Regions from separate parts of the Homo sapiens genome. Here region 2 is linked to region 1. Evidence: read pairs that join two places in POLR2A ChIA-PET (ENCODE). Cell type or tissue: CD4-positive, alpha-beta T cell. All regions are shown on one strand. Links, peaks and the distances in the headings refer to the core of each region. The heading gives the core; the rest is flanking DNA.

Region 1 (4,635 bases), core at 636-4,635:
TCAGTTTCCTTACTTGTAAAATGGGATCTCTACCCACTTCGCTGTAGGGTTTGTAATTATCTCTCGATCTATCTGTGACTTTGCACAGAGTGCTAGCAAATGGCAGCCCTTGGGAGTGGCAGCAGGGGTGCTCCAGTGTCCCTTGTCCCTCCTGTTCCTCTGTGCTTCCCAGCCATCCTCTCACATGTGGTTGGGAAAAGTCTTCAAGGCTCACCTGAGACCTCCCCTCCTTCAGGAAGCCTTGCTAGTGCCCCGCATGACCTCCTTTGCACCTGCTAATGTCTGGCTCCCATACTCTCGTAGGACTTAATGCATGCCAGTGGCCTCCCTGCCCGCCTCTTTGCCCCCATCACCAGGTGGCAGGAAACTCACTCATTCATTCAATAAACTTGGTCCAGCTGTCTGAGGCTGCCAGAACTGGCTGTGCTGGGTCCTGGGAGGCGGCAAGAAAGGTGCCCAAGGGCTTACCCCTGATAGGAGAGATATGTTGGCTGAAGGATACAATGTGGGGACAAGGACAGGAATATATGTGGGTTCCGCTCTCCTCTGCCGGGAGAGAGGGGCAGGAAGGGCTCAGGGCAGAGCCCAGCCTTGAAAAATGAGTGTTGCTTGGACGGACGCTTGGCTAATGCTTGTAATCCTAGCGTTTTGGGAGGCTGAGGCGTATGGATCACCTGCGGTCAGGAGTTAAAGACCAGCCTGGCCAACATGGCGAAACCCCATCTCTACTAAAAGTACAAAAATTAGCCAGGCGTGGTGGCGGGCTCCTGTAATCCCAGCTACTCGGTAGGCTGAGGCATGAGAATCTCTTGAAGCCAGGGGCCAGAGACTGCAGTGAGCCGAGATCACACCACTTCACTCCAGCCTGGGTGACAGAGTGAGACTCCGTCTCAAAAAAAAAAAAAAAAAAAGGAAAGAAAATTAAACACCTCATGTTCTCACTCATAGTGGGAGTTGAACAATGAGAACAACATGGACACAGGAAGGGGAACATCACACACCGGGGCCTTTCGCGGTGTGGGGGTCAAGGGGAGGAGTAGCATTGGGACAGATACTTAATGCATGCGGGGCTGAAAACCTAGATGATGGGTTGATGGGTGCAGCAAACCACCATGGCACATGTATACCTATGCAACAAACCTGCATGTTCTGCACAGAACTGAACTGAAAGTATAATTAAAAAAAAAAAAAAAAGCTGGGTGCGGTGGCCCACACCTGTAATCCCAGCACTTTGGGAGGCCGAGACGGGCGGATCACAAGGTCAGCAGATCGAGACCATCCTGGCTAACACAGTGAAACTCAGTCTCTACTAAAAATACAAAAAATTAGCCGGGTGTGGTGGCGGGCACCTGTAGTCCCAGCTACTAGGGAGGCTGAGGCAGGAGAATGGCATGAACCTGGGAGGCAGAGCTTGCAGTGAGCTGAGAATGCGCCACTGCACTCCAGCCTGGGGGACAGAGTGAGACTCTGCCTCAAAAAAAAAAAAAAAAAGAAAGAAAAAGGAGCGTTGCTTGTTTCAGGCCACAGGAAGGGGAGAGATAGTGAAAGTTTTTCAGAGAAGGTGGCCAGGGAAGGAGAAGAAAGGACTGTAGGCAGAGAGCATAGCCTGTACAAAGCCATAGAGGCAAGAGAAACCAGGAGCTGTAGAGAAGTTGGCAAGGCTGTTGAACACTATGGTGAACACTATGGCGGCTTCCATGAAATATCTGAGCTTTTGCTCCCCACTAGGGTGTTCCCTCAGGTCAATGTCACGAAGATGGGCAGTTGGGGCCACTTTAACTGTTCCTACTCCTGCTCCTTCCTTCTGGCTCCGGAAGACCCCATATTCCCCATCATCGGGAGCCTCTTCCTGCGAGAGCTGATCAAAGAGTTTGGCACAGACCACATCTATGGGGCCGACACTTTCAATGAGATGCAGCCACCTTCCTCAGAGCCCTCCTACCTTGCCGCAGCCACCACTGCCGTCTATGAGGCCATGACTGCAGGTACAGTGCCTGGGTGGGGTGGGAGAGCCCCCCAGACCCTCAAAAAGAAGGGAGTAGCAGATGTCAGTAGGGGTAGGCAGAGGGACTGGAATAATGCCTCGCCATAACACACAGTACTTCATAGTTTACCAAGCACGTGTACACATGCGTTGTCTCAGTGAATCCCACTGTGGTTGAGAGGTGAGCTCTGGAAGCCAACAACCTGGGTCACACCTCGCGCTCCTATTTCCTGGCCGTGTGACTTATGACTCATGACCTCCTTCCCAGTGTCTCGTTTGCTTTTCCTGTAAACTGGGACTACCTCATAGGTAGAATAACGCCTGGCCCAGAGCAAAGGCCACTAAGAGCTAGCTATGAACAAGGATTTTGTTTCATCTCTGCGTGGTTGCTGAAGTAGGCACTGCAGGCAGGAGGTGAGTGGATGTGCCTAAAGGCACTAAGTGCGCATCCTGCTACAAAACTGTGAAGCCAGGGCTCCTTCCTGCCACTTAAAGGAGGAGTGGAGCAGAGGGCGCCCAAGTCAGGAATGACTTAGTGGAGAGGCGTCTGTGTTGGCCAGGAAGGGAACAGATCAGCTCAGCCTTTCTTGAGCAGTACTGCTCCAAGTGTGACCCAAAACCAGCAGCAGCAGCAGCAGCAGCCCGAGCTGTGAGATGGCAAATTCTCAGGCCCTACCCAAGACCTGAAGGAGAAGCTACATTTTTTTTTTTTTTGAGACAGATTTCACTCTGTTGCTGAGGCTGGAGCACAGTGGCACAATCTCATCTCACTGCAACCTTCGTCTCCTAGGTTCAAGCGATTCTCCTGCCTCAGCCTCCCGAGTAGCTGGGACTATAGGCACCCGCCACCACGCCCGGCAATTTTTGTTTGTTTTGAGATAGAGTCTCGCTCTGTCACCCAGGCTGGAGTGCAGTGGCACGATCTCAGTTCACTGCAACCTCTGCTTCCTGAGTTCAAGCGATTCTCCTGCCTCAGCCTCCTGAGTAGCTGGGATTACAGGCGCCCCCCAACCACACTCGGCTAATTTTTGTATTTTTAGTAGAGACGGGGTTTCGCTATGTAGGTCAAGCTGGTTTCAAACTCCTGACCTCAAATGATTCGCCCACTTCAGCCTCCCAAAGTGCTGGGATTACAGGTGTGAGCCACCTTGCCTGGCCAATTTTTGTATTTTTAGTAGAAACAGGTTTCACCATGGTGGCCAGACTGGTCTCAAACTCCTGACCTCAGGTGAACTGCCCACCTCAGCCTCCCAAAGTACTGGTATTACAGGCGTGATCCACTGCGACTGGCCTTGATTTTGTTTTTGAGACAGAATCTTACTCTGTCGCCCAGACTGGAGTGCAGTGGCACAATCTCAGCTCACTGCAACTTCTGCCTCATGGGTTCAAGTGATTCTTGTGCCTCTACCTCCCGAGTAGCCGGGATTACAGGCACCTGCCATTACGCTAGGCTAATTTTTGTATTTTTAGTATAGACAGGGTTTCCCCACATTGGCCAGGCTGGTCTGGAACTCCTGGGCTCAAGTGATCCACCTGCTTCAGCCCCTCAGAGTACTGGGATTATAGGTGTGGGCCACCACGCCCATTCAGAAACCTCCATGTTTTAAGGAGCCCTCTGGGTAACTCTCATGTTCACCCAAGCTGCTGAACCCTGTCCTGGAGTTTTCAGAGGGACGCGTATGTGCCACAGAGCGTCCCGCTGGTGGGGGTCATGGGAAGCCATGACCTGGGATAGACAGTCGTCTGTAGAGTGGGGTGAACATTCCCTGGGCCCTCTGTTTCATCACTCCTCTTCTCTGTTCCCCCTACCTCCTGTCCACAGTGGATACTGAGGCTGTGTGGCTGCTCCAAGGCTGGCTCTTCCAGCACCAGCCGCAGTTCTGGGGGCCCGCCCAGATCAGGGCTGTGCTGGGAGCTGTGCCCCGTGGCCGCCTCCTGGTTCTGGACCTGTTTGCTGAGAGCCAGCCTGTGTATACCCGCACTGCCTCCTTCCAGGGCCAGCCCTTCATCTGGTGCATGCTGCACAACTTTGGGGGAAACCATGGTCTTTTTGGAGCCCTAGAGGCTGTGAACGGAGGCCCAGAAGCTGCCCGCCTCTTCCCCAACTCCACCATGGTAGGCACGGGCATGGCCCCCGAGGGCATCAGCCAGAACGAAGTGGTCTATTCCCTCATGGCTGAGCTGGGCTGGCGAAAGGACCCAGTGCCAGATTTGGCAGCCTGGGTGACCAGCTTTGCCGCCCGGCGGTATGGGGTCTCCCACCCGGACGCAGGGGCAGCGTGGAGGCTACTGCTCCGGAGTGTGTACAACTGCTCCGGGGAGGCCTGCAGGGGCCACAATCGTAGCCCGCTGGTCAGGCGGCCGTCCCTACAGATGAATACCAGCATCTGGTACAACCGATCTGATGTGTTTGAGGCCTGGCGGCTGCTGCTCACATCTGCTCCCTCCCTGGCCACCAGCCCCGCCTTCCGCTACGACCTGCTGGACCTCACTCGGCAGGCAGTGCAGGAGCTGGTCAGCTTGTACTATGAGGAGGCAAGAAGCGCCTACCTGAGCAAGGAGCTGGCCTCCCTGTTGAGGGCTGGAGGCGTCCTGGCCTATGAGCTGCTGCCGGCACTGGACGAGGTGCTGGCTAGTGACAGCCGCTTCTT
Region 2 (16,039 bases), core at 3,718-7,717, 400 kb before region 1:
AAACCCCGACTGTACTAAAAATACAAAAATTAGCTGGGTGTGGTGGCTGGCACCTGTAATCCCAGCTACTTGGGAGGCTGAGGCAGGAGAATCACTTGAACCCAGGAGACAGAGGTTGTGGTGAGCGAAGATCGCACCATTGCACTCCAGCCTGGACAACAGAGCGAGACACTGTCTCAAAAAAAAGAAAAAAAAAAAAAAGCACACTGCTGGATGGAGGAGTTATAACTTGATTTGAGAGGTAAATACATGAGTGTATAATAATATAAAAACCCATCGAGCTGTATTTACAATTTGTAAACTATTATACATAAGTCACATGTCAATAAAAAGGTTAAAAAATGCTGCTGGTATAGAATTTTGCATATAATCATGAAAAGTTAAAGCTTGGAAACGATATGAATGCAATCTAGCTCCTCTGTATATAAAATATTTTCTGCCTCTTTAGTATGAAGAAAATAATATTAAAGACAATCAAGGGCCGGGCACGGTGGCTCACGCCTATAATCCCAGCGCTTTGGGAGGCTGAGGCGGGTGGATCATGAGGTCAAGAGATCGACACCATCCCGGCCAACATGGTGAAACCCCGTCTCTACTAAAAATACAAAAATTAGCTGGGCGTGGTGGCGCATACCTGTAGTCCCAGCTACTCGGGAGGCTGAGGCAGGAGAATCGCTTGAACCCGGGAGGCAGAGGTTGCACTGAGCTGAGATAGTGCCACTGCACTCCGGCCTGGCGAGAGAGCGAGACTCTGTCTCAAAAAAAAAAAAGACAATCAAAAAGATGATACCTGAATTGGAAAAGACCAACGGAGAACAAAGATACCCAAATGTTAAACACAAATAAGGTGCAAGACAATGGGATTCCTCATAAAAAATAAGATTCCCACATATATATTAAGGATATATTTACTGTTTGGGCTTAACTGTGGGCTAAAGGATTTTCAAGTGGTTTAAAGCTTCACAATAATAAAGAGAAACTGATATTTATGTCTTTTCGATGGGGAGAAAGAGGTTATAACAGTATGATATTCTCCACTCCCCAACCAGTCTAGAGTATATCTGCAGAGGAAAGGGGGGTTTAGGGGTTGGGGGATGGAATCAAAGAGAAGGGTGTCCTCTGTGTGACCAGGCCTATGGAACTGCTTCACACAGGGCCTGTGTCTTACCTAAGAGTCTAACAGGGGAAGCTTGGCCCTGGCCCTGGAAGCCAGAAGCTTAAGAGCCCAGGGTGAGATCTAGCCGAATCCCAATGGGGGGTGTTGCAACAGGGTGGGCTCCACCTCCCACCTTCAGGAGGTCCAGCTCTTAAACCTAGACTTGGGGGAGGCAGCAGTAGGGAGGAAGGTGCTGCCTTTCCACAGCCACAGGAAGATGACCCTTTTTCCAGCGGAAAGGGAAGTAAATTATCCCAGAGGGGCACTGAAGGTGAGCTGGGTCCCCTTCCACAGGGAAAGCACCCCCACCTTCCTTAACTGAGATTGGTTTCATTTCATTCTTTTTTCAATAAGATTTCTGAGGCTTAGTGCCTAGACTTCCACACCACAATCAGGCCCTGATGGGGTCCACCAGAGCCCCAAGTGCAGACACCAACTCCACCAATACCTGCAAAAGGGGCCAGTGTGCAGAGGCATCAAGAGGCTTAAAGCCTGGATACACATTACCAAGTGATCTTTAATAAACACTATGCAGACTGAGCCTGGAACTTTGCTGAAGTCAGCCAGGACAGAGCACAGCTGGCTCCTGCAGCCCTTTCCCTTGTGTGGGAAGTCTTGTATCACTTAGGACAGATGCCAAGCTCACTCGGGTGGAAGACACCCCTGAGGGACAGACCCTTAGCTTTCCAGGACTCTACCCCAGCAGAACACCATGAAATCCTTCCCTGATCCCTGAGCTTCTTCCCAGCTCTCAATGACAGATGGGTTCTCTGGAGAGGCTCAGAGAGGAGCAGTCAGGGCTGGATGGAAACCTCCAGCATCCACTCCCTCTTTCTGCACCCACAGGGAGGAAGACTATTGGGGTGGGAGGACATCTCCATGGATCTGCTAGCACAGCTTGGCCAGTGTGGTCGGCCAGTGCTGTCCACAGAAGGGCCCCAGGCTTCATGGGCAGCTCAACAACTCTCAGTCATTGGCCCTGCTGGCCAACAGAGGAGACAGGTAGCACGGAAGGCCCACAGACAGGGCACTGCCTGCAGCTGCACCAGGCAAGGCTCTCCGCCAGCCTACCGATTCCAAAAGGCACCAGGGGGGCCAGGCCCTAACGCTGACATTCCTGAGACTGTTCTCCCTAAGAGGGCCCAGTGTCTAACAGCACACCTCAGTCAGCAAGGTTGTGGCAGATTCTTTTTTTTTGAGACGGAATCTTGCTCTGTCACCCAGGTTGGAGTGCAGTGGCGTGATCTCGGCTCACTGCAACCTCCAGCTCCCAGGTTCAAGCAATTCTGCCTCAGCCTCCTGAGTAGCTAGGACTACATACGCGTGCCACCACATCCAGCTAATTTTTTGTATTTTTTAGTAGAGATGGGGTTTCACCATGTTAGTCAGGATGGTCTCGATTTCCTGACCTTGTGATCCAGGCTGTGCCAGATTCTCTACTCCTGTCTAGGGCTGCTCTCTCAAGCCTCAAGCAAAAGCTCAACTTGGAATCTTTCTGCAGCCCAGAACCACACACACGTCCCAGCCACAGGGCTTGTTAGGGATGACAACATGGCTGTATGGTGGCTCACACGCCACCAGTCAGTTCTTCACCTGCCAATGCCAGGCAGGATGCTAGGAAGAGTGCCATCCAAGGCAAAGGTTCTTCTGGCCCCAGCCTACCCCAACTATCCTGTATTTCATTTGTTCAGGCAGTTACTATTTAGCTAGGACATTTCTCACCGGAATCTCATCAATGTAGGGCCCGTCTTCCCCCCGTCTCAAAAGGGGCTCTGCAGGGGTCAGAAGCACCAGCCAGGACAGCTGCCACTTCTGCTGCTTCCCTAGGCCCAGAAAGACTCCAGAAACCTCTGCTGAAAGTCAGGATCAGAAGCAGCACCTGTTCATCCAGCCACTCACACCAGCGGACACCTCTCCAAAACCCTTCCCGCCCTTACAAATAACAGAAAACAAAAGAAAGCCAGTTTAAATCACTGCCCCTTTGTTTTGCCTTCAGCTCCTAAACAGAGAGCAGAGGTCAAGTTTGAGAGGAAAGTGGGAGAAAAGAGAAATAGCAATCCAAATGCCTCCTGTTCAGACACCACACACACCGTGGTCAGCGGCTATGCAACCAACAAGAAAAAAGTCAAAGTTCTCAGTGGGAGACCTGAGGGACGATGGCTATTCTCAGAAGCCTGGGCACCAAAGAACAATATTTTAGAATATATATATATATATATATATATATATATATTTTTTTTTTTTTTTTTTTTTTTTTTGAGATGGAGTCTCGCTCTGTCGCCCAGGCTGGAGTGCAGTGGCACAATCTGGGCTCACTACCACCTCCACCTCCTGGGTTCAAGCGATTCTCGTGCTTCAGCCTCCTGAGTAGCTGGGATTCCAGGTGTGCACCACCATACCCAGCTTGTATTTTTGTATTTTTAGTAGAGATGAGGTTTCGCCATGTTGGCCAGGCTGGTCTCGAACTCCTAACCTCAGGTGATCCGCCTGCCTCAGCCTCCCAAAGTGTTGGGATTACAGGCATGAGCCACCACACCCAGCTCTTTTTTCTATATACATTTTTGAGACAGGGTCTTGCTCTGCTGCCCAGGTTGGATTGCAGTGACGCAATCATAGCTTACCGCTACCTTGACTTCCTGGGCTCAAGCAATCCTCCTACCTCAGCCTCCCAAGTAGCTGGGACTACGGGCGCATGCCACCATGCCCAGCTAATTTTTCTATTTTTTGTAGAGATGGGGTTTCACCATGTTGCCCAGGCTGATCTCAGACTCCTGGGCTCAAGTGATCCACCTGCTTCAGCCTCCCAAAGTGCTGCGATTACAGGCATGAGCCACTGTGTCTGCCATCTTTCTTAATTTTTGCTGAACAAACTGTAGAGTGGTGCCCAGTGAAGAAATCAAGCAATGAATAGGTCTAAACAAGATTCAATGAGCGAATCACACTTCTGCTTCCATGGCCCCAAATGTTCATAAGACTAGTGTAGGTGGCAAGGGGCTGGAGAACTTGGGGGACTGAGGGTTGTGAGAGAGAAAGCAAGAGAAATTAAAGGCACTGTTGCAGATGAAAACAACCACATTACAAAATTCTCAAAGGCTGGACAATGGGTTTCCTTTGTGTTAACAGCACATAACAGCAAGCCTGACCCATAGTAGGTGAGCACAGATACGGTGAACTGTGCATGTGAGAGGTACCGCCCGCTTACACTTGGCAAGTGAACGGGGGAAGTTGAGGGCTTAAATCTGCATTCATCTGCCAGACGGCTCGGGTCCCCTAACAGAGCCACAGAGCAGCTGAGGAGCTGCCTCACTTCCCCAGGGAGGACTTCCTCCATCCCTACTGCACAGAGCTTAAGAGCACAAGTGCTGGAGTCAGACAACTTGAACTTCAGTTCAAGTTCTGGAGGCACCACTTACTAGGGTGGCCTGGTGTTGTCACTGAACCCATTTCCTCACACGTAAAATGGAGAGACCAGTACCACCCGTCTCCAGGACTGCCAGGAAGATGATGCATGTGAGACTCTCAGCAAAGGGCCTGGCATCGGGAAGCATTCAGTACATGTTCTGTAGCAGGGGAGCCCCTGCGCCTTCACTTCCCTGTGAAGGAGCCGGACTCCTCACTTCATCTGTCAGACAACATTCACACATTCCTCTTACCTCCAGTTTCCCGGGACTCCATTCTTCAGCACCTCTCATTTGGAGAGAATGCTGAAGAGGACGTCTTTCCTCAGTTTCCTAGAAGATACTCAGTGTCCTGTCAACAACCCCAATCTTGTATCCTCCAGAGACTAGCTCCCAAAACCACAAAAATGGAGGGGAGAAACCATTACCATCCAATAAATCTGCATGGGGTGAAGGCCCCAACCATGCAAACCATAACCTCTTAAAAAAAAAAAAAAAGCCCCATTAACACAAAGCATCTTGGGTTTTTTTTTGGTAGAGATGGGGTTTCATCATGTTGCCCAGGCTGATCTCAAACTCCTGCGCTCAAGCAATCCCCCCGCCTTGGCCTCCCAAAGTACTGAGATTACAGGCATGAGCCACCGCGCCCAGCCCACAAAGCATCTTAAAGCCCAAATGCCCTTCCTTCCATCTCAAAGCCTCTTTCAGGAAAGGGAAGAAGCAGTTCAGTTGTTGAGAGGGCTAGGGGACAGGAATAGAGCAGCTGACAAAGAAAGCAGAGTTCCTTTTAAAAACCAGGCTGCAAATGCTAGAGGTTTGGAAACTGGCGTCATTCATCACCACGCTGTCTGAGCAGCTCAGAGAGCAATCTGATGTCTAGGAGAGCAGCCAGGGTTAGAGAGGCCACCCACGCCCTCCTCCATGCCTGGGATGCCTCTGACAGCCACCTGAAGGGGACATACATGGAGCTATGAATAGAAGGCAAAAGGCTTGTAAACCAACTCCTGTTAAGATCCCAAGTTAGTGTTTCCAGCAGGGCTCAAGTTACACATTTTCAGAGAGATGACAGTACAATGGAAGGATTTCAGCTATTCAATGATTCAGGATCACGGCACAAAGTGACAGCCTACCCTGAGCCCGCCAACAGCCACAAACCGTCCCATGGGGGCAGTCCATTTTGGAAGGGCAGCAAAAGACACTGACTGGCCCGGACCATGTGGAATCTCTTACAAGACCCAGAGTCCAGGAAGGTTTAGCTGGAGAACTTAGCACCTGAAATAGAGAACGATTATATACACATGCCTCATCTTCCCACACCTCCATAGGTAAATTCCAAAGGAAAGACCAAATCAGACCATTTTTTGGATCAGTCATAGCATCAGGCAGGGGTAAGAGCAGTATGAATGGGTGAGTAGAACAACAGCCAGCTACTGGGATTAACTCCCAGGACTGCAGTTGATTCTCAGGGGGTAGATTTCCCAGGTCCACCTCTACCTTTCCCAACTCCAGAGTCTCTAGTAACTATGACTAACCATCAAGAGAAGAAATAACTCAAGGCATCCACATCACTCTATGTCAACATACCTGAGAGAAAACATTTGCTAAAAAGGCAGTGGCCTTGGAGAGCCAGCTGAATCTACAACTCTGGCACGAAATACACAAAGTAAGCCTGGGGCCGGGAGTGGTGGCTCATGCCTGTAACCCTAGCACTTTGGAAGGCTGAGGCAAGTGGATCACTTGAGGTCAGGAGTTCAAAACCAGCCTGGCCAACATGGTGAAACCTCGTTGCTACTAAAAATACAAAAATTAGCCAGGCATGGTAGCGTGCACCTGTAATCCCAGCTACTCAGGAGGTTGAGGCACAAGAATTGCATGAATCTGGGAGGCAGAGGCTGCAGTGAGCTGAGATCGTGCAGCTGCACTCCAGCCTGGGGGACAGAGTGAGTCTGTCTCCAAAAATCTGGCAGTGCCAAAATGTAAAGAAGTAACCAAAAACCAAAAACAAAAATCCTCACAATGACTAGGCAGGTCAAAGGAGGCTAAAAGAGCAACCAATGGGCAAAGCTGAAACATTTTGGGCAATAAAACAAAGTAACATTGGATTATTTATTTATTTATTTTTGAGACAAAGTCTCACTCTGTTGCCCAGGCTGGGGTGCAGTGGCAGGATCTCTGCTCACTGCAACCACCACCTCCCTGCTTCAAACCATTCTCCTGCCTCAGCCACCAGAGTAGCTAGGATTACAAGCGTGCACCATCATACCCAGCTAACTTTTGTATTTTTAGTAGAGATAGGGTTTCACCATGTTGGCTAGGCTGGTCTCAAACTCTTGGCCTCAGGTGATCCGCCCATCTTGGCTTCCCCAAGTGCTGGGAATACAAACGCGAGCCACTGTGCCCGGCCTTATCGCTGGATTATAAACCAAAGTGTAAAATAAATATCCTGGAGTCCATACTGATATAAATAATTGAACAAATAAATGGGGGAGAATAGGCCAGGCGCAGTGGCTCACGCCTGTAATCCCAGCACTTTGGGAGGCCGAGGCAGGTGGATCACCTGAGGCCTGGAGCTTGAGACCAACCTGGCCAACATGGTGAAACCCCGTAGCTACTAATAATACAAAAATTAGCCGGGCATGGTGGCATGTGCCTGTAATCCCAGCTACTCGGGAGGCTCAGGCAGGAGAATCGCTTGAACCCCGGAGGTGGAGGTTGCAGTGAGCCAAGATCGCACCACTGCACTCCAGCCTGGGCAACAAGAGCAAAACTCATCTCCAAAAAATAAATAAATAAATAAAAATAAATGGGGGAAAATAGACAAGTCTCTCATATAGAAGAATTTAATAATTCAGCTGGGCGCGGTGGCTCACGCCTGTAACCCCAGCACCTTGGGAGGCCGAAACGGGTGGATCACGAGGTCAGGAACTTGAGACCATCCTGGCTAACATGGTGAAACCCCATCTCAGGGTGGGCGTGGTGGCTCACGCCTGTAATCCCAGCACTTTGGGAGGCTGAGGCGGGCGGATCACGAGGTCAGGAGATCGAGACCATCCTGCCTAACAAGGTGAAACCCTGTCTCTACTAAAAATACAAAAATTAGCTGGGCGTGGTGGCGGGCGCCTGTAGTCCCAGCTACGCAGGAGGCTGAGGCAGGAGAATGGCGTGAACCTGGGAGGCGGAGCTTGCAGTGAGCCGAGATTGCCCCACTGCATCCAGCCTGGGCGACAGAGCCAGACTCCGTCTCAAAAAAAAAAAAAAAAAAAAAAAAAAAAAAAAAAAAAAAAAAAAAAAAAAAAAAAGAAACCCCATCTCTACTAAAAAAAATACAAAAAAATTAGCCGGGTGTGGTGGCGCGCGCCTATAGGCCTGTAGTCCCAGCTACTCGGGAGACTGAGGCAGGAGAAAGGCGTGAACCCGGGAGGCGGAGCTTGCAGTGAGCCGAGATTGCGCCACTGCACTCCAGCCTGGGCGATGGAGTGAGACTCCATCTCAAAAAAAACAGAAAAAGAAAAAATAATTTAGTAACTCATGTAGCTACTCCGCCCTCAACAAGGGGAACATGAACATAAGTCCCTGTTCCTTAGGTGTGGGCTACACAGTGACTTTCTTCCAAAGGGTGCATGCAGCATGGAAAGGGGAAGGGGAGAACAACTTTACAGAGAAGCCTCACACACATCACCTCAGCCAAGTGATCATGGTTGACATCAGTCATGGAAAGGCTTGTGGATTGTATGTACCCTTGACATGATGTGATGAAAATAGCACTTTACCTCTCTGGTCCTCCTTCCCAAAACTTGGCACAGTCTACTTATGAAAAAAACACTGGACACAGCCAGGCGTGTTAGCTCACGCATGTAATCCCACCACTTTGGGAAGCTGAGGTGAGCAGATCGCTTGAGCTCAGGAGTTTGAGACCAGCCTGGACATCATGGTGAAACCTTGTCTCTACAAAAATTAGCCAGGCGTGGTGGTGCATTTCTGTAGTCCCAGCTACTTGGGAGGCTGAGGAGAATGGCTTGAGCCGAGATTGCACCACTGCACTCCAGCCTGGCTGACAGAGCAAGACTCTGTTAAAAAGAGAAAAATACTGGACAAATCCCAGTTGAGAAGAGATTCTCTTTATTTTTTATTATTTTTTTTGAGACGGAGTCTCATTCTGTCTCCAGCCCAGGCTGGAGCACAGTGACACGATGTTGGCTCACTGCAACCTCTGCCTCCTGGTTCAAGCGATTCTTGTGCCTCAGCCTCCTGAGTAGCTGAGATTACAGGTGCGTACCACCATGCCTGGCTAATTTTTGTATTTTTAATAGAGATGAGGCTTCACCATGTTAGCCAGGCTGGTCTCGAACTCCTGACTTCAAGTGATCCACCCACCTCGGCCTCCCAAAGTGCTGGGATTACAGGCGTGAGTCACCGCGCCTGGCCGAGATCCTCTTTAGATGCTTGCCCAGCACTCCTCAAAACTGTCAAGGTCATCAAAAACAATAAAAGTCTGAGAAACTGGCACAGCAAGAGGAGCCTAAAGAGACAATGAATATAGGTAACATGGGATCCTGGAACAGCAAAAGGACATCAGGTAAAAATCTAAGGAAATCTGAATAAAGGATGGACTTTAATGTAAAATACGTACTAACATAAGATGTTAATAACAGGGAAAACTATGTGTGAGGGATTGTGAGAAAACTCTGTACTATCTGCGTAACTTTTCTAAAAGTATTCTGAAAGAATAAGTTTATTAAGCCTCGGCAACATAGGGAGACCCCGTCTCTACAAAAAAATCAAAAATTGCCCAGGCACAGTGGCTCACACCTGTAATCCCAGCACTTTCAGAGGCCAAGGCAGGCAGACCACAAAGTCAAGAGATCAAGACCATCCTGGCCAACATGGCGAAACCCCGTCTCTACTAAAAATATAAAAATTAGCTGGGCATGGTGGCGTACGCCTGTAGTCCCAGCTACTCGGGAGGCTGAGGCAGGAGAATCACTTGAACCCAGGAGACGGAGGTTGCAGTGAGCCAAGATGGCATCACTGCACTCCAGCCTGGGAAACAGAGCAAGACTCCATTTCAAAAGAAAAAAAAAAAAGGAGGCCAAGGTAGGCGGATCACGAGGTCAGGAGATGGAGACCATCCTGGTTAACATGGTGAAACTCTGCCTCTACTAAAAGTACAAAAAATTAGCCAAGCGTGGTGGCAGGAGCCTGTAGTCCCAGCTACTCGAGAGGCTGAGGCAGGAGAATGGCATGAACCCGGGAGCTTGCAGTGAGCCGAGATCGTACCACTGCACTCCAGCCTGGGCGACAAGGCAAGACTTCGTCAAGAAAGAAAGAAAGAAAGACAGAAAGAAAGACAGAAAGACAGAAAGAAAGACAGAAAAAGAAAGAAAGAAAGAAAAAGAAAGAAAGAAAGAAAGAAAGAAGGAAAGACAGAAAGAAAGAAAGAAACAGAAAGAAAGAAAGAAAGAAAGAGAGAGAGAGAGAGAGAGAGAGAGAAAGAAAGAAAGACCAGCCTCAAGGTGAGCAGAGGATATCCAAGTACTGCAGGCACAGGACCAGGGAATGTTAAAGACCCCATCTGTGGAATACACATGTGAGGGCTGCTCATACCACTGGTCTGAACAGCTGCTGCCACCACTTTTTTAAGCCACCTTCACTCAGGAACGAGCCTTGTGCAGACATACAGAACAGTATCCACAGGCAGAGTCAAATTTGCTTCCACTGATCCTTGCTAAGTACTGGTCTGGGGTCGGTGCTGCCTCACCACACACAACTGCAGAAGCACGGTCGTTCTGTCCTGCCATCAGATACACACACGGCAGAAGCCAGTCAGCCGGACTGTGGCTAGTCAGGGCCGCGCCCTCATTGTCCCATTAAACCCTTCACCAGAAATGGAGATTTGGAGAGTCTTAACTTCTGGAAACTGAGTTTGTGACTTGCTTCCCATCATCCGTACTGTAACATTGATCCTATTGACCTGTTTGCTCTCCCATTTGTCTGTGAGCAACTTTCTGGGGGATGGACCAAAGATATGGCTCAAGCTGTGGGATCAGATGGATTTAAGTTTGAATCATAGGTTCACGACATCCAAAGTGTGTGAAGAAAGGAAGGGAAGTGTGTGTTAAAAGAAGTGGGCGAGGGCCAGGCATGGTGGCTTACACCTGTAATCCCAGCACTTTGGGAGGCCGAGGCGGGTGGATCACCTGAGGTTGGGAGTTCGAGACCAGCCTGACCAACATGGAGAAACCCCATCTCTAATAAAAATACAAAAAATTAGCCGGCCGTGGTGGCACATGCCTGTAATCCCTGCTACTTGGGAAGCTGAGGCAGGAGAATCTCTTTAACTCGGGAGGCGGAGGTTGTGGTGAGCTGAGATTGTGCCATTGCACTCTAGCCTGGGCAACAAGAGCAAAACTCTGTCTCAAAAACAAACAAAAAAAAAGAAGTGGGCAAGGCTGGGCACAGTGGCTCATGCCTGTAGTCCCAGCACTGGGAGGCTGAGGCAGGCAGATCATGAGGTCAGGAGTTTGAGATCAGCCTGGCCAACATGGTGAAATCCGTCTCTACTAAAAATACAAAACTAGATGGGCGTGGTGGTACACACCTGTAATCCCAGGTACTAGGGAGGCTGAAGCAGGAGAATCACTTGAACCCAGGAGGCGGAGGTTACAGTGAGCAAGATCGTACCATTGCACTCCAGCCTGGGTGAGAGGTCAAGACTCCATCTCAAAAAAAAAAAAAAAAAAAAAAAGAAGTGGGCAGGTGTTTGGTGTTTGCTTTAAGGGCAGGTTTGAATGTCTGCCCTCTCCTTTAACAACTTCAGTAGGGAGCCTACTATGCTGAGTGCCATGCCAGGTCCTAAACACACAAAGATCAAACAGGACCCGATCTGTGCCCCTAAAGGGCTCACCCACCAGAGAATGAGGCAAATAAGGAACAATGAGATAGCAGTTGAGAAGACAGCCCATGTAGGAGACAAGCCCTCAGCCCATTTGGGGCAAGGGAAGGCTTCACAGAGGAAGTGGCATTCAAACTGAGCTTTGAGAGAAAAGTAGGGAGATACAGTTTCCAGGCACGTGAGGTGCAGAAGAGCCTTCTAGGCAAAGTGAACAGTAGGCATTTAGCCCAGAGATGGGTCAAGGAGAGGCTGTATTGAATAGCGATAAGAGCACACCCCATCTCTGCCATTACTACATAGTCCCCCACTCTAACATGGGGATTAAACACAGAACCTACCTCCTGGGGTTGTCGGAGGATTAAAGGAGTCAACACATAGGGCTCACAAGAGTGCCTGGCACATGGCAAAAATAGAAGTTTAGCTTTTATTTGTATTACTGTTCTTATACATAGAGGATGGGGCTATTTAATTGGAAAAGTAATCTCTTACAATACCAAGCTATTAATGCAGAGGATGCCAAAAATATTCCGATTCTCCTCTGCCAAGGTTTTTGCAAGCATGATTACCTGGATTTTGGCACATCCTAGTTTATAAATTCTACCTAAAGCAGTGCTTCTCAAACAGCCCCAACATATGTACCCTTCACTCAAGTCAGGGGAGAGGAAACTCCCAGAAATCTGGGAGTTGAACCCAAAGCAGCTGGCTACAAGCAAAATACTGTCTTTGGCCAGGTGCAGCGGCTCATGCCTGTAATCCCAGCACTTCGGGAGGCCAAAGTAGGAGGATCACTTGAGCCCAGGAGTTCTGAGACCAGCCTGGGCAACATGGCAAAACCCTGTCTCTACTAAAAATACAAAAACTAGCCGGGCATGGTGGTACATGCCTACAGTCCCAGCTACTCAGGAGGCTGAGGTGGGAGGATCACTTGGGTCCACAAGATCAAGGCGGAAGTAAGCCATGATCGTCCCACTGCACTCCAGCCTGGGTGAGAGAGGCCCTGTCTCAAAAATAAATAAATTAATTAATTAATTAAAGTTTCCTGTGTTAGCTTCAATTCATGCAAACTTTGCATTCTAATCTATAATAGTTACAGGACTGTTTTAATATTAAAACGCTTACAACTAAGTAAAACTGAAGTGGCACAGCGTTCTCTTCTGTAAAATGGGAATACAACCCACATCAATTCTGTTCAATGTCTACAAAATGAGACAATTTGTGAAACCATCAAGCAATGTACAAGGCATCCCAGCAGACATTTTGTTTTTGTTTTAGACATGGGGTCTCATTATGTTGCCCAGGCTGGTTTTTTTTTTTTTTTTTTTTGAGATAGACTCTTGGTCTGTTGCCCAGGCTGGAGTGCAGTGGTGCAATCTCGGCTCACTGCAACGTCCACCTCCCAGGTTGAACTGCCTCCCAGGTTCCTGCCTAAGCCTCCCAAGTAGCTGGGATTACAGGCATGTGCCACCACGCCTGACTAATTTTGGTATTTTTAGTAGAGATGGGGTTTCACCATGTTGGCCAGGCTGGTCTCGAACTCCTGACTTCAGGTGATCTCCCAGCCTCAGCCTTCCAAAGTGCTAGGATTATAGGCGTGATCCACCACACCTGGCCCCCAAGCTGGTCTTGAACTCCTGGGATCAAGCGATCCTCCCAAAGTGCTAGGATTATAGGCATGAGCCACTGTGCCCAGCCCCAGCATACATTTGGTACACATGTTGAATCAGAATCAGTGTTGAGGCTGGGCACAATTACCTGAGGTCAGGAGATCGAGACCAGCCTGGCCAACATAGAGGAACCCTGTCTCTACTAAAAGTACAAAAATTAGCTGGGCATGGTGGCACACGCCTATAATCCCAGCTACTCAGGAGGCTGAGGCAGGAGAATAGCTTGAGCCCGGGAGACAGAGGTTGCAGTGAGCCAAGATCACGCCATTGCACTCCAGCCTGGGAGACAAGAGTGAAACTCCATCTCAAAAAAAAAAAAAAAAAAAAAAAAAAAAATCAGCCAGACACGGTGGCTCATGCTTGTAATCCCAGCACTCTGGGAGGCCGATGAGGCGGGCAGATCACCTCACCTGAGGTCAGGAGTTTGAGACCAGCCTGGCCAACATGGTCAAACCCCATCTCTACAAAAATACCAAAAAAAAAAATTAGCCGGGCATGATGGCAGGTGCCTGTAATCCCAGCTACTCAGGAGGCTGAGGCAGGAGAATCGCTTGAACACAGGAGGCGGAGGTTGCAGTGAGCCTGGGCAACAGAATGAGAATGAGACTGCCTCAAAAAAAAAAAGAACCTTCAAACCCCTACCTACCCATCAGAGGCAACTGCTATTTTGTGGGCATCCAGTCTGCCAGCACTGGACTAGCTCCTTTCTTTGTTTCTAATTCTGCAAGGTATTTAGCATCCCCATTTTACCAGAAGAAACACAGGCTCAGTGAGGTCAAGTAACAAGCCCAGGGTCACACAACTGGTAAGTGGGGGAATCAGGATGAGAACTCAGGTCCAACTGCCTCTGAAGTTCTAGTGCCTTCCACCCGACCACACTGCCTGTTTACTGGGCAAGGGTTAGAAGTAGAAGGTCTGGCCAGGCGCAGTGGCTCACGCCTGTAATCCCAGCACTTTGGGAGGCCAGGGTGGGCGGATCACGAGGTCAGGAGATCGAGACCATCCTGGCTAACACGGCGGAACCCCATCTCTACTAAAAATACAAAACAATTAGCCGGACGTGGTGGTGGGCACCTGTAGTCCCAACTACTCTGGAGGCTGAGGTAGGAGAATGGCATGAACCCGGGAGGCGGAGCTTGCAGTGAGCCAAGATCGCACCACTGCACTCCAGCCTAGGCGACAGAGCGAGACTCCGACTCAAAAAAAAAAAAAGAAGTAGAAGGTCTAAGAAGTACTTGCTTGGTGGGGCTGAATTTAAATGTATGATCTTGCTCTGTTTCCATGTAAATTCTAGTGACAGGAGCTCCTGGTGGCAAGCCACATTCTTCCCACTTGCAAGCAGCAGGCAGCACCACAGGAGAAACAGAGGACTAACCAGAGGCCCGCTCTGTTGCTTCCCCCTTAACCCTGCCCAGTGGGACCCCTGAGTTTACTCACTTTAACTTTCATTTTCTAGCCATTAGGACTTTCAGGTTCCCAGAAAAATTAATGACATGTAGATGTCAGCAAACTCTCAGGCCCTGAAGAGTACTGACTTGGGACTCCTAACTGTTTTGGTCCTCAGAGGCAGAGGTGAAAGGGGTCAAGAGAGAAGACAGGAGGTCGGGTAGACGCTGGGGAAGACAAAAAAACAGAGGAGCGCTAGTGATGAGGAGGGCTAAAGAGTTAAGAGTCTGCCCTTGTGCCGTGGCGCACTCAGTCTGCATGTTCATTCATTTAACGAACAAACCAGGCCGAAGAAGGGCCCACTGTTAGATCAGGTCACATCTGACCCCAAATCCAAGCCCCAGCTCTACTACTTTCTAAATGTATGATCGATCTTAGGCAAACTACTTAAGTTCCTTCTGCATCCCTTCTAAAGCAGGGACACTTGCCTTATCTTACTCAAAAAAAAAAAAGTAATAATAAAAATTAAAAACAAAGTGGGGAAACAAGCCCCACTATTTCCCAAGGCACCTATGAGGAATATGTATGAAAATAATTTTGCAACCTTAAAATGATTTTTAAAAATTAGTGTTACTGTCCCTCTACAGTTTAACAGCCCTCTAATTGTGAGAGGCAAGAGGGCAGGGGAGGAACAGCATCAGAAAGGAGGGGTTCTGTCGCACACGGAGCCATCGCTCTCTCTGCCAGGCAGAGTCAGACCTCTGCTTGGACTCTATAATTTCTAGGTGCCAGAAGTGGCTGCATAACGACCCAAAGCACTGGGGCCTGCCTCGTCTCTCTAAATGGCAGAGCTTCCCCTTCAAAGTCGTTTCAGGTTGGGTGCAGTGGCTCATGCCTGTAATCCTAGCACTTTGGGAGGCTGAGGTGGGTGGATCATCTGAGGTCAGGAGTTCGAGACCAGCCTGGCCAACATGGTGAGACCCCATCTCTACTAAAAATACAAAAATTAGCTGGGCGTGGTGGTGCATGGCTGTAATCTCAGCTACTCAGGAGGCTGAGGCAGGAGAATCCCTTGATCTCGGGAGGCAGAGGCTGCAGTGAGCCAAGATTGTGCCACTGCACTCCAGCCTGGGTGACAAAACAAGGCTCTGTCTCCAAAAAAAAAAAAAAAGTCGTTTCAGAGTCAGAGCTGGGAGAGCATGTCCAGACAAAGAAAAGAAGGTCTCCTCAGAAGGCTGGTCGGCCTCATCCCAGCACTCCTGAAGAGTGACAAACTGCGGTCTACTCCTGAAGACCTAAGTCTGGTCAGAGACCAATGGCCAGTGAGCAGTCAGGCCTCTCTGGCCCTGCCCCTCAGATGCCCAGGCTGACCAGATCAGAGAAACTAGGTTGGTTGAAGAAGTCTCCAATGAACCCCAAAGGAACCCACACAGATACAGAGCCTGTGATCCAGCTGTTGACCCTAATAAGGAAGGCTTCTTCTGTTGTCCGATAAAAAGTGAAATAAGTAGGCCGGGCACGGTGGTTCACACCTGTAATCTCA

Evidence for each region. ChIA-PET counts read pairs that join two places held together with the same protein. Peaks named below come from ENCODE experiments on the same cell type or tissue, not always from the same donor. Only the 100,000 strongest peaks of a DNase experiment are listed, where the experiment ranks them.
Region 2: POLR2A ChIA-PET joins it to region 1 with 5 read pairs; 4 of 35 experiments call an interaction of 5 or more read pairs at or near these places.

The regions. Positions count from the first base shown.
Region 1 is chr17:42,539,222-42,543,856 of GRCh38, forward strand. It overlaps NAGLU (N-acetyl-alpha-glucosaminidase), which reads left to right. Exons shown (of 6, transcript NM_000263.4): 5 at 1,729-1,985; 6 at 3,807-4,635. Among named protein-coding and RNA genes, the nearest start is that of NAGLU, 5.3 kb to the left of the region's middle. In CD4-positive, alpha-beta T cell, for the core only: no CTCF peak of the experiment used is centred there; DNase peaks (open chromatin) are centred at 1,920 and 2,210; H3K27ac peaks cover 365 bases.
Region 2 is chr17:42,137,128-42,153,166 of GRCh38, forward strand. All of the region lies in intron 1 of RAB5C (RAB5C, member RAS oncogene family), which reads right to left. Among named protein-coding and RNA genes, the nearest start is that of RAB5C-AS1, 9.3 kb to the right of the region's middle. In CD4-positive, alpha-beta T cell, for the core only: no CTCF peak of the experiment used is centred there; no DNase peak of the experiment used is centred there.